2 separate regions of the Homo sapiens genome follow, and region 2 is linked to region 1. The links are chromatin loops, found by intact Hi-C in ENCODE. Cell type or tissue: dorsolateral prefrontal cortex. All regions are shown on one strand. Links, peaks and the distances in the headings refer to the core of each region. The heading gives the core; the rest is flanking DNA. Region 1 overlaps LINC02328 (long intergenic non-protein coding RNA 2328). Region 2 has its middle 78 kb from the start of LINC02328.

Region 1 (7,241 bases), core at 1,087-6,086:
TTTCTACATTTTTCCATTAGAGCCATGGCCACATAGTTGTTCACACATCTCCTTCCCATGATGTGTAGTAAAACTCTTGAGATCAGGATATACTCCCATTGATCTTTCTTACTCCAAAATCAATAATCTGCTTCATACATGGTAGGCCCTTTGAATCCCAATCTATGCCAAGAAGGGCCAGATGTTGGCCTGGATTTTTAGTAGATAGTAAATGGGAAGATGAGAATTCTCATTTCAAGGGACAACCCAACATATATTAAGGCAAATGCTGATAATTACTGTGGCATGTGCAGAGCTGGGAAATAGCACCAAAACTTGTGAGAATCAGTACTACCGCACATGGCAGTAGGATCAATAGCCTACCTTATACATAAGGAAGTAATGGTAGTGGATGCTGTACTTTTTAGAATCATCAATAGCTCAGAGGCAGGCACTGATTTTAATTGAGAGTCAGTCATAACAGTTGATTTCCTGGGTCTGTAGTTCCTGCAGCATCTCCTCACAGGAAAAATAAGAAACAAAAATAGCAGCAGATGCTACATTACGGGTAAGGAATGAGTTCCTGGGCGCAAATGGGGACAACCTCTGGGGACATCAATAGAATAAACGCTTATTTAAGAATTACAGCTGCTCCTAAAATAACAGGTGGGAGAGGAGCCATATAATGCTATATCTACTGTCATTGTGATATAAATGTGTATGTATAAATATGTACACATGATATGCACATATATATAGATATACATATACACACATATGTATGTATGTGAATATATATAGTTAGCTACTAAAACTTTTTCCAGTGTCATAAGAAAACATTCATAGCAGAAGCAAAGGAAGCAGGAAAGAATTACAGAAATTTGAGGGTTATTTTTTGCTGTGGAAGAGGAGACAGAATCACTAATCAAAGATATAGTTTCACATATATTCAGCAGAGGAAGTATTGTTTTAACACTATTTTTTTTTCAGCAATATATGAAACACATGGATCTTAATTTATATCAAAATGTCATACAAAAGGAAGCATTCATCTTTAGAACATTTGCAAGTAAGCTTCCCATCTGTAAACTACCAATTATGATTTATCAAAGTGTCCAAGTACAGAGAAAAGTTTAGTTCTTCGGTATGAAAAATCGCTTTTTAAGCATTTTAGTTTACTTAATATTCAATAAGGTAGATAAAAGTTTAGCCCACACTTTCTATTTACATGAAAATGAATCAACGTAGAAAATCCATAAAGCTAAAAAAGCAGAAACATTTTCCTTGGAACAATTAGGATCTTAATGTGAGAATGTTGACGAATAGATAGGAGATAATGGAGAACTCACATAAGAAAAGATTTCTTTGAATGTGAGAGGAAACAGTCCCCAAGTACCTATGCTTAAGCAGAAGGAAGCAGGACAAAATAGAGGTAAGTGTAGATAGGTTTGTATAGGTGGAAGCAGAAATTGAGGGTGATATCATATTTTCTATGTGAAGAGATAAGATTGTTCTTTGGCTGGGAACTGGGAGGCTGAGTTCAAGTTTGAAAATACGCGGAGAAGAATTGACACTTTTGATATAATGATGAAAAGAAGTTGTTAACAAGAAATTCTGAACAAGATTTATGATTAGAAAGTAATGTTGATAACAAAAATGAGACGCCTAAAGAACTCTACGAATTTGGAAATGCCATGAACTGGGACTCTCACTGAAGTACAGAAATGACCATAGCTAGGAAAGCAAGTTGTACTCAGAGAGTGTAATAACTGAATTAGCAATTCTGTAGTAGAGATAATCTGCATTTATAACAAAATTCATAGTGTGAGAGATACGGATGTACGACAGGGCAGAGGACAGATTCTTCGGAGACAAGTATGTTAAGCATAGAGGGTTCATACGTCATGAAGGATGGCAGTGACAGAATTTGGATGAAGATATGTTAGTGAACCAATTACCAGAAGTTAGATGATAGCAGTAAGAAAGCAGTTGGAATTGTATAGTGAAATTTCATGAATCTCAAATGAATCTCAAATGTGTTTAGTGTGAGAGTGTGTGTGTGTGTGTGTAGGTGAGTTGGATTAGTGTCCCACCAAATCTTAAGTCAAATTTTTGGACGTGGGGACTGGATCATGGAGGCAGAGTTCTCATGAATGGTTTAGCACCATCCCTTCTTGGTACTGTATGGTGAATGAGTTCTCAAGAGATCTGGCTGTTTACATGTATGTGGCTCCATCTGTACCACCTTGCTCCTACTCCAGCCATATAAGATGTGCCTGCTTCCGCTTTGCTTTCCACCATGATTGTAAGTTTCCTGAGGCCTCCCTAGAAGCAAAAGCTGCTGTGCTTCCTATACAGGCTACAGAACCGTGAGCCAATGAAACCTCTTTTTTTTTTTTTAATAAATTACCCAGTCTCAGGTATTTCTTTATAGCAATTTGAAAACAAACCAATACAGTATGTGCATGTGTTTTTTGTTAGTTTTACAAGAGAATGGTGTCTCATTGCTAGAAGTGCCACTGCAGTTTAGGGAGTTCAGAAATACCACCTCACCATCCAGGGGTGTGTGTGTGTGTCCGAAAATAAGCAACCAGCATTAAGAGGGAAACAGTACAGGTGATATCTTCAGATGAGTCAAGTTTCACTTATGGCAGGCAATGTAGAAGTTGAAGATAGGTTTTATTATTATTATTATTATTCTAGATGGATAGTTCTAGAAAATACTGTGGGAAAGTTTTGAAGATGAGGATATGGTAGACAGCTGAGTCCAAAAAAAGCAAGTGCAGAACATTGAGAAGAACAGTACAGTAAATGATAGAAGATCATGTTTCCTTATACATGAGGCATTGACCGATAGAAAAGAGAGCAACGGCAGATGGAGAACCCTTTTGAGCAGGGTGATGTCAGAGTGTAGGGACTTGACAGTTTGACTCTCTCAGCTGGAGTGACCCTCCTCGGTGGTTTCCAACTATGACTATATGATATATAGCTGGGGTGAAGGTAGTTAGAGAAATCACCACCATTATAAATTAATACATTGCCATGTATATTTATATATCAATCCCCGCCAAATATTTTTAGTGTGAATCATTGTAATAGTATAATAAAATTTTTGTATATTGACACAATTGATTTCCTGCACCTGCAAATCTAATGTCCAATATTTAAATTACTATGTTTCCACCAAGGTAATTATATTATGAGATTTGCAGTCTAATAGCCAACCAGTCAACTTTGGAGGAAAAATCATATTATCTTCTCATGTCTTTTAAATTGAAACACATATGGACTAAGATTTTTATCATATATGAAAAAAATAATCAACTATTAATTTTTGTCATAATGAGAGAGGCTATTCCCTCTCTTAACCAATAGCTTATATCTTAATTTTCTGAACTCTTACGAGTATGCAAAAAATTACCCATCTTTTACACAACTGTATATACTGCCAACTATCATTGGATTAATTTTTCTAAAGTAGAACTAAATTATATAAGATCTTTGGAAAACAGAGGATATGATATGATTTGGCTGTGTCTGCACCCAAATCTCATCTTGAATTGTAGCCCCCATAATCCTCATGTGTCATGGGCGGGATCTGGTGGGAGGTAACTGACTCATGGGAGGGAGTTTTTCCATGCTGTTTTTGTGATAGTAAGTCTCATGAGATGTGATGGTTTTATAAAGGGCAGTTCCCCTGCACACGCTGTCTTGCCTGCTGCCATGTAAGACGTGTCTTGCTTCATTTTTGCCTTCTGCCATGATGATGAGGCCTCCCCAGCCATGTGGAACTATGAATTAATTACACATCTTTCCTTTATAAATTACCCAGTCTCAGTTATGTCTTTACTAGCAGTGTGAGAACAGACTAATATAGGCATGAAATGTGATTCCTGGGTTTCTTTGACTGTTACTTTTGCTCACTCTGTTAACATGCATTTTTCTAGAATACCTTCTAGATATTAGTTATTGAATTAGACCAAACCTCTGACCTTGGGGAGTTCATGAGTTGATTGTGTTCAGTTTTCCCATCATTCTGGTGATCCTGCAGAGGGCACACTTCAGTTTCTAGATTTCATTTTAAATATTGATTTTCCAACAGTTTAAACAAACAAAGGTCATCCTAGAAAAAGATTTTTTTTTTTAGTAACAATTGTTTAAAATTTTTTTCTTTTTTTTTTTTTTTGCAAACACAAGTGCCAAAAACTCTGGCCTTCATTCACACAAAGTTTCATTTAAACAGATTGTCTTCTTTTCTCAGACTTGAATTTAGCTGGTGACTTGACAGTTGAACAGATGTTCACTTCCATTTCCGTAAGTCTGTATGTTTTGAAAAAGAAGATTAACATATTCACATCCAACAAAAACAAGGGCAGTTAAACCCAAACCATTTGTCTAAGGGAAAGAGGATAGAATTATTTTCATCTTTTGCATTGTGTCCTTTCATATAAATCTCCCTCACTTCACACACACTCACCTTTGGCTCTCAGAAGGAGCCAAAATTTAATTTTTCATGGGAATGTGTAGAAATACATGTAATGAAAATAATATTGTTTATGCAACATCAAGGCTTTCTAGATTTGTCTATCTTTGCCAGCAGCTTTTAAGAACATTCACTTAAAGCAATCTAGATAGTTGTCCTTATTGGAGAAAACATCAAAACCTCCACAAAAAGAAGAAAAAAAATAGAAATGCCCTGGCACTGTAATTAACACTTTGAAACAGAGATCCAGGCTACTTCAGGTTAATTTCAGAGACCCTAGCAAAACACGTATGCACACCTTCTTTATTTGAACCATCCATTCATTATTCTTTTTGTGTGTATAAACCTGGTGTTAATTCAAGCGGAATGCTCAGATGATTTGCTGGTGGCATATTTAAATAAAACACATAATTTTGTAATGTTGGTAAGGAGACAAAATCAGTGAACAGTACTTTGTGGGTAATCTGTTGAGAGGAAAAGAATGAGAGAATAAAAAGTAATGATACTCTGTTCTCTTATTCTATTTAGTGTATAATCATGGTACTCTCTGTTCTGCTTTCATGTAAATTCCTCTCCCCCCAAAAAAAGAAACAACAACAAAACACAAGTATGCAGTTACCCTGGATCTTAAATTAGACAATGCAGGTAGTGATTTATGGATAATGAGCTACATCAACAAGATCCAGGCTGGTGAACTGTGTGGCAGGTTGAATCAAACAAAGCTAAGTTACGTGTGATACTGAGTTCAGTAGATCCCACAGGGGATCCAGAAATCTCAGCCAAGGAGAGCTGCCACGAAAAGAGATACCAAATTTGTATACATATTTATTTAGATTTCACATTTCAAGAACATCCTAATGTACAATAGTCAAGGTGTTACATTTTACCTGAAAAAGTGCATATCATGAATGTTAAATTGTATTAAACAATTTGAAATGTAATGCAGATCATCAATATGATTATAGTTCTATGAAGTTCCATTCATTCACTCAGCTGGTATTTATTGAGGACTTAACTAGATTCATTCAGCAAACATTTTGTGGGCACCTTCCCTGTGATAGTCATATTTGGGGATATTGAGGACACAAAAGTGCTATGTCTCTGGTCCCAGAAATATAAAGATGAATGGCCTATTGTTTCTTCCCTTAAATAGGTGTTGAAAAACCAGATACATAAGCATACCTAACTAATTTGATTCATTGTGATAACAGATAAGATAGGAAGTAATTAAAAACTTATTAGTGTTAAGAGAAAAAATATCTATTAATTTTGAATATATGACAAGGAGCAGGGGAAATTTTCCAGATTAGGTATTGATGATGGTCCATAAGAGGAGTTATGATGTAAGTAGTAAAAACTTGTACTCAGACCTGTGATCAGTAAGATTGTAGTCAGTTTCAATATATTGTTTTTATCTTCTTTTCATGTTGTTATTTCACCTACAAATTTCTATATAAGCTTATAGTCCAAAACCATACCTTTTAATGCCCTTTTTGAATTTTAATGCATTGAAAAGTATGGTTGAATAAGCCATGCACTTGCTATTAGATACCTGGTTGCTTCTAATTGTTCATTAAATGATCGTATACAATTTTGAAAGATTGAAATATGTTCATAGAATTGACCTTCTAGTTTTACACACGCCATTAAAAGTTTGAGGATTGATCTCCAAGGAGACTGATTCTGTTTTAAATGCCACCAGAGACATAAAAGTATTCTAGATTTCCTAGAGTTTATTCAATTTTTACTGGGGCAACCATTCAATTTCAGCTTCTGTAGGGCAGAGACCATTTCATTGACAATACAATATACACTGAGGATTTAGCATAATAACTGATATATAGTAAACAGTAATTAATCATCAAATGAATGAATAAATGAATGAATGTTGAGCACCATTTTAATTTACCTTCATTTATTTAGTAAGTGCATTTTAGCATTATATAGTTTGTTTGTATCCACATTTTGATATATTATTCTATCATCATATAATATCCCCTGTGTACTGCATTAATGTAATAGATTTCTGCCACACACATTTCAGTTCTTAACCAATAGCCATTCTACTCATTTTTTCCTGGCTAACATACACTAATTGCGTTTAGAAGAATTACGTGCTCAATCCCAAAGATAAATAATGACTATCTAAGCATATAGACTTCATCTTTCTTTGCCAGACTTTTGCAGCTAGCTGTGGCCATATCACTTATTTCTTGCCATTGAGTCTATAATCAAGTTTCCTGAAAAGTCTTCAGGGAATTGTTTCTTTCATTTGCTGGAAAAAACAAAAAGGAAAAATAATAACTTGTGGAAAAACCCATTTTTATCAACATCTCCTATGATTATTGGCTTTGAATGAAGTCATGATGTCTGGAGGTGTTGCAGCCATCTGGAAACCATATTTCAATATGCCTGTGATCAAAAAAGCAACAAGCTGCAGACACTGGAGTAGAAAAATGCTCTTGGTAAAAATATTGAGCTGTACTAACCCTGTATTGCCAACCTCCAGGCTTCCTTTTATTTAAGATAATTAACTGTTGTTATTGCTTAAGACACCCTAGGCAAGGTTTTCTATTACTTGCATCCAAAATTCTCCCTGGCACAATTTTATTGGGAAACTTTATGAATGACATACTATACAACCATACATTATACTTTTAGTGTTATCATGACAGTCATTATTGATTAATCTTCTTAAGATTTGAAAAGAACATTACATTCTGTTGCCATCCTTAATTTTACAAATTGATTCCATTTAAGTGTATTCCTTGCAGCTTAT
Region 2 (7,241 bases), core at 1,198-6,197, 120 kb after region 1:
TATTAACACTTATCTAATAGTAGAAAAAACAAAATATATATATTTAGTTGGTTTCAGTAAGTGTGTGGGATGACTGATCAAAGATATTTTAAGCAAAAACAACTGTTTGAATATATAAAAATAAAATATAGTATTCAAAATGCAGTCATTTTCAGTTACATACATTAAGATAATATACACTTTGTAAAAATCTTAGCTCTCTTTTCCTATTGCTTGTCTAGTCTGTGCTTTTAATGTAAGCCTGAGCAAGATATAATTAAAAAGTTAAATCAAATGAAAAATACTTTTAAAACCAAATTTTTTAAAAAAAATGTAATGTAGATTAACGATTTGAGATTATTGCTGCTGATAGCACAAAAAAATTGGAAGTTGAATTTACAGTGTTGTCTTACATACAGAAAAACTTTGCATGCTATTTCTTCAAATGTTCTGTGCCAACCAGATGTCAGTGGAAGACATCCTGCCTTTGATATTTGTACCAAACTGTCTTCAGTCCTTTGAGCCATATCCTTGGAACAGCCTGATGTCCTCCACAGAACATCACTTTATCCACTGGTTTCTTCCCTTCTCTTTGCTCTGTTCCACACTAAACCACCTGTGCAATCAACTCTACTCTTTGTTTCTCCTCAAAAGCCAGACATCTGTGCATTTCACGTCCTTGTTTAAGATTTATGGCCATGTTAAGGTATATAATCACAAAACCCAAACAAATCCAAATTAAACAATAGCTATTGCTATTCTTAAATGGCTTTGGCCACCTATCCAAATTGCTTAGCCTCTTCTCCTGTTTAAAACTCCCATAAACCCCATCTCCCTTTCTTTATTTTGCCTTGCTTCTTAGCTTTCTATTGATCAGATCTCTGAGCCTATCTTTACCTTTCTAATGTGCTTTAAATTTTTTCTTAGTTTAACAGCATTGAAGAAATAGTGAAAGATTGCAGATTTAACCTTTCCTTTCTACTACCCACCAATCTCTTTGTACAGAGTAATACAAAATTATTTGCCAACAAAATAAATTTGACACCTTTCTTCCTTCCTCAAAAGGCAGAAAATGTCACAGGCAGTGTTAAATAAGAATTAATCGTATTCTATTATACACATATCCAAGGGCAGTTGAGAGGCATTTAGAATTTGCAGGATTAGTTGATAACTATGAAGATGACCAAAATAAATTGACTGACAGTTAAAAGAGCAGAACAAAATATTCTGAAACACACCCTTCCATCCCCTTGATCCATAATTATTTTACTGAAAAAGGTCCTACATGTGCTTAAAATATCCCCCGTGCTAATTATCTTTAGTCCTAACTGTTATTCGGACATTAAATTTCAGTGTGACTGTCACTTCTCATGGATGTTGCAAATAAACCCCAAAATTGGGGCTTAGCCCAAGGAGGTTCTTGGATTCGCTGAGGAAAGAATTGAAGAGCAAGCTGACAATGAAAGAAAGTTTATTAGAGCAACAGAGGATGGCAAAATAGCTGCTCCAAGGACAGTTTAGTGTTAGCCCATATGCAGAATGACCCATAAGCAGAATGACTCTTGGATTACTGGCTAGCTGCATTTATACCCACTCTTAATTATAGGCTAATTAGGGGGTGGATTTTTCACAAACGTTCTGGAAAAGGGTGGGGAGTTCCTGGAACCATATAAAGTGACTTCCAGATTGTTGCCATGGCATTTGTAAACTGTCATAGTGCTGGTGGGAGTGTCTTGAAGCATGCTAATCCATTATAATTCACGTATAATTAGCAATAAAGGCAACTAGAGATTGCTTCCATCACCTTTGGTCCTAGCTGGTTTTAGCCTATTTCTTTGCTACATCCTGTTTTGTTCAGCAGGGTTGTGAATGGGGATTGGAAAACAAGTTCTGCTGATCTCCTACCTCATAGGGAATCATTCTTCATTTTGAAGTCTGGGTTAATTATTTTCCCTCTAGACTTCCATATACAGTGTGCATTTCTCTCTTGGTATTATTTTCAACACATTTTAAATGCCCTGTTTTATTATAGTTAGTTCCCCTCCCTTAAAATGAGATGCTGCCTGGCACATAATGGATATTCAAAATAGTTGCTGTATAAATGAGTAAATAAAGATGTAGAACAAAAATGTCAGAATGATAGAATAAGGCCGACAATATATAAAATAGCCAAGAATAAAACTCATGGCTGGGCATGGTGGCTCAGATCTGTAATCTCAGCACTTTCGGAGGCCAAGGTGGGTGGGCTGCCTGAGGTCAGGAGTTTGAGACCAGCTTGGCCAAGGTGGTGAAACCCCATCTCTACTAAAAATACAAAAATTAGCCAGGCATGGTGGCAGGCACCTGTAATCCCAGCTACTCGGGAGGCTGAGGCAGGAGAATCACTTGAGTCTGGGAGGCGGAGGTTGCAGTGAGCCAAGACTGCGCCATTGCATTCCAGCCTGGGTGACATGGGTGACAAGAGTGAGACTTCGAAAAAAAAAAAAAATCTCACATTAACCATTATTCATTATCTATCATAGGACTTTGTATTAGTCCATTTCACACTGCCGATAAAGACATACTCAAGACTGGGCAATTTACAAAAGAAAGCAGTTTATTGGACTTATAGTTTCACGTGTCTGGGGAGGCCTTACAATCATGGTGGAAGGTGAAAGGAACGTCTTACATGGCAACAGGCAAGAGAGAGAATGAAAGCCAAGCAAAACGGGTTTCCCATTTTCAAACCATCAGATCCTGTGAGACTCATTTACTATCATGAGAACAACGCAGGAAAGACCAGTCCCCATAATTCAATCTCACTGGGTTCCTCCCATGACACATGGGAATTGTGGGAGTTACAACTGAAGATGAGATTTGGGTGGGGACATAGCCTAACCATATCAGACTTTAAGTCAACATTGGCTATTTCCTTAGATAGTCTGTCTTGTCCTGTCTTTCAAAATATATGTCACTCTACTGTTCAAAGCCCTTCAAGAATTAAGTTAAAAAGTAGACAGAGAATGGAAAATTCAATTGTTTGTTTTAACTAGCATATCCATATCAAGTAATTTCAACAAGCTTCATCTCTATATAACATCTTTATACACTAACTAACCAGTAATTTTGTCTATCTTGGTAATAAGGTCTATCATGGGGCTATAAAATTGCTATGCAAGGATATTTAAAAGTAACTTTCTGAAGAATATTCATTTACAGAGAATTAATGGTCAAGACCATCTGAAATATGTCCAAAAAACACACGGAAAAAAGTATATAATTGAGGAAAACAGTGCAGTGATATATTAAGGTCTGCCAAGTTTCCCATTATAGCACCAGGTGAAATGCTCCCTCGAGTATCACTTGGCATGAAAGAAATCAAACCAGAAGGGAAGCTAAACATTCAAATTGGTTCATGGTTTTATGAGTTATAGAAAGACATTAAAGAAAAAAGATATGGAAAGTTGTAATTTTTCTTTTTAAAATCTAACTCCTATTCTTTTAAAGAGTTTATTTTGATATAAGACATGAATCTAGTCTATTCTCTGACATCATTAGACTGTGCGTGGTCCAATGTGTTAGGTAAAAATAAAGCAGGCACTTAAATGGCCTGGATTTTGAGACCACCATGACTTGAGGACTGCAAAGGATGGTGGAAAATCAACAAAAGCTTTTCAAAATATTTGTATGACAGAATTAAGTTTGGGAAAAGCAATATTTATGTATGAAAAGACACTTCTCACTTATAAACACGCACCTTTATGGTATGCAATTTATAGAATATTTCAAGCCAAATGTGGAATTAAACACAAACTAGTGAATTATTTGAAGACTATTTCTCAGTTTGGAACTAAAATCCCTTCTAGCCATTAAAAATAAATGTCATAGACATGCTCTAACAATACTGCCATCTATCTAGTTCCTTGAAAGCTGCAACATTGACATCTATTCTCTTGAGATTACTGACATGCTTTCTATTCTTGAAGGTTTCAACATTTAAATGAAATATTTTCATTTATTTTACCTTTATGGTTTTAGAACACTCTACTGAATTCACAGTCTCCTTCACATATTATGGTATATAATGTTGAACTCACTTTGGCTCAATCATAGGAGTCCCTTTGCTTGTTTCCAACTTATATTAAATAAGACTTTTAATTTCTTTCCTATTTGTTTCTGAAGTAGTTATCAGTGGGAAAATAAGAGTGCTATAAAATATTTAATACATATATTATTCTTTCCAAGCACATTGGTAAAATTTTACAAGTTATAATGAGATATATTGGCAAGTTAAACATGTACATATAAATAATGCATTGGAGACAGTGACTAATTATCAAGTAGTTAGGTAATAAAACCTGAAAATTGTTTCACATGCTACATCCAGCACTGAATCTTTCTTTGAGTTGCATGGAATGCCATCACATTCTGTGCCTTAATTTCCTACCTAAAATCTGGTTTAATTTGAAAGCCTACTCAGCTTCATTCTTGATTACTGGCTCCGTAGGACTTCTTTTGAGCTGCTATAAGCTGCCAGGCACAAGGTGAAAATTGCAATATAAAGACTAACTCTTCTTTCCAAACTTTAATTCCATCTGACTCCTTTCTTCAGAGAAGCAGTTGCAGCATGACACTGATAGCTTCAAAGCAAGGATTTGGGGAATTATCTGTGATGAGACCTCACAAACTTACAACTCATCAAAATAATAACAATATACTTTCTATTTCAAGTTGTAGAGAATGAATAAATTAGGGTTTTTTTTTTCTGTCTTTACTGTGCCCTGCCTCTTAGAACTATCTTTTTTTCTTCCCTCCCCCACCGCCCCCACCCTGGTTTCAGCTACTAGAATGGAGGAGAGGAAGAAAGCAAACTCCAGATGTGGAAAATCAAAGAGATCAATTTTTTTTTTCAGGTTTCTCCTTCACCATCGTGTAGATTGTGAGGGTCTGGAAAAAGCTCATCACAACAAGAATTCTGATCATGGTGCTGCAATTAGTTGTAGATAGAAAGTGATGAGAAAGGCATATGCTTCCTCTTTAGCAGAAACTACCTTTAGACCCTGTACAGAGGTTTACCCTATACTCTGTCAAAACTCATACAAATCATCACCCACAAGGTATGTGTTTTTATTTCCACTTTGAAGTTTAACATGTTTCAACATTTATGCCATGTCACATAGCCAGTGTCAGAGTAGGTTAGGGAGTTAGAAGTCTTTCTGGTTAAAAAGGCCCTTGTTTACTGAAGTACTCCATAGTTCCACATTCCTGTAAGGCTTTCAAGTGTGTTCAGCTTGTATTCGTCCTTAATTTTAAAAGTGTGCATTTAATGTATGTATTGAGAAATATTCTACCTAATGCATGGATAAAAATTAAAGATAGAGCCCCACCCTCAAGGAGCTATATTGCAGTGGGATGAGAAAGAAACTACACATGTTGAAAACTTAATAATATTGTATTTCATTTTCTCTGCTAATTTTAACATCTCTGAAATTGGAATACCTTCTTTTATTTATAGTAGCCCAGGTTGCAGTGGTAATGTGTTATGACCTATGTATATGTTACCTTGGCTGTTATTTTTGATGGCATAAAGAGACAACCTCAGCCCTTTCACATGTCAGTCCATGAATCATTAAAAAACCATTTAAAGAAAGAATATAAATCCCAGTTTATGTCTTAAAATCTTCTGTTGATGCCTTCTGGCAAGATTTTTAAAAGCACCTTTCTTAACACTTATAGAATGGTATTAGGGCCTTCGAAAGAGTCCCAGAGACAAGGGTGAAACCTTTTATAAAAAGAAATTTTATCTCTTTAATGCTGTAATGGCACAAGATGATGATATTCTGGAAATAAATATATATTTATTTTACTTATGTTTAAAACATAATCAAGTTGGAAAGATTTTTCAAAATAAAATTTAAAAACTTAAATAATAAAAGAATATAATGTAATTGGTGATTTTAAGTGTACTCAAAATAAGGAAATGTCTTATAATTAAAGATGCTGCAAATTCAATGAAATTTTAATACAGTTTCAGTTGGTGGTTAAGTTCAACAGAGATAATGTAAAATAATGTGGGTAGTGGGAGGGAGGCTGTGTGTTGAGGAAGGGAGTTGTTTCAGGTAAAATAGACTGTAGTAGTAGTGTCTGTATTAGGAGACTCAGAGAAGCTTCCCTAAAACTCCATTGACTCACCGTGGATCTAAATAAGGTAAATTACAACCTGGCAGTGATTACACTTGTGTTGCATTTGATACTCCAGTTACTATGCCTTTTCTGCTTCTCATATTTCATATTTGTTGGTGCATTTGCAAGTGTTAAAACCCTAGTATTTGCTCACAAGGCAAAATGATAGGAATGTTTTTACTGCGAAATCTATATTACTCATGTGTAACTACTCAGTAATAGATTAATTCCAGATTTGTTCTCCATAGAAGTTGCACAAACAAGAACTTTGAGAAATACTAAATCAAAACAGCAAAAGATCTCTTACCAAAGCTCTCTGGTGCCTTGTTTTTGCCTTATGGTTTTGCCTTGTTTTCTTCTATATAAAGCTCGAGATGCAACGTCTGCATATTTTATTTGTGCTGTTAACTTCTTGAAGAGGAACCCTATATCGATATCTGTATCTAGGCTCAGTACAGCGTTCTGCATATAAATGCAGCTCTGTAATTATTATTTATAGATTTCAAAGGTTCAGTCATTTTAGGAATGAGACCTCTAAACTAAATCCTATAGTCAAACTAGTTCTTACCCCAATTTTTCTTTCTTTCGACATGGATGCCAGCATTCAAAGTATTATGATGTCAAGAAAAAAATCACAGGCTTCTGCTCAAATCCCAGATCTGACTATCATAAACTAGGAATTGTGGTGAACATTAAAGGCACCAGGTATAACATTAAAGGCACTAGGTATAAAGGTGACTAATGCTGTGCATGGGCCATAATTGATACTCAGATATGGGTGTTATTAGTATTAGCAACAAGAAACCAATAGTGATTTTAAGGAAACAAAGACAAACACAAAGGTCTTTAGACTTTCAAAACTTTGATTTCAGAGTCATGACTTTACTTGATCCTTAGAGAAAATCTTTTGATGGCAGAACACGTGTGATTGTCCTCACTTAGTAGAGAAGAAAACTGAGGTTCAGAGTGTGGAAGTGACACCCAAGGCAAATTTCTGTCAAGTGGCAGAGTATAATCTCCTACTGCAGCATTTTCCTACCAGCAGTTCCCAATGTATGACTTCTGAATTTTCCAGAACCACTTAGGGTGCCCACAATGTC

The links. Hi-C counts contacts between places; a loop is a spot of excess contacts. Peaks named below come from ENCODE experiments on the same cell type or tissue, not always from the same donor. Only the 100,000 strongest peaks of a DNase experiment are listed, where the experiment ranks them.
Region 2: it touches region 1 in a loop (2.2-fold over the local background); 3 of 110 quality-filtered maps call a loop at or near these places.

Annotation. Positions count from the first base shown.
Region 1 is chr14:85,975,831-85,983,071 of GRCh38, reverse strand. All of the region lies in intron 1 of LINC02328 (long intergenic non-protein coding RNA 2328), which reads right to left. Among named protein-coding and RNA genes, the nearest start is that of LINC02328, 45 kb to the right of the region's middle. In dorsolateral prefrontal cortex, for the core only: a CTCF peak has its summit at 4,036 (motif pointing right); no DNase peak of the experiment used is centred there; H3K27ac peaks cover 1,232 bases.
Region 2 is chr14:85,853,251-85,860,491 of GRCh38, reverse strand. No RefSeq gene overlaps it. Among named protein-coding and RNA genes, the nearest start is that of LINC02328, 78 kb to the left of the region's middle. In dorsolateral prefrontal cortex, for the core only: CTCF peaks have their summits at 3,654 and 3,860; no DNase peak of the experiment used is centred there.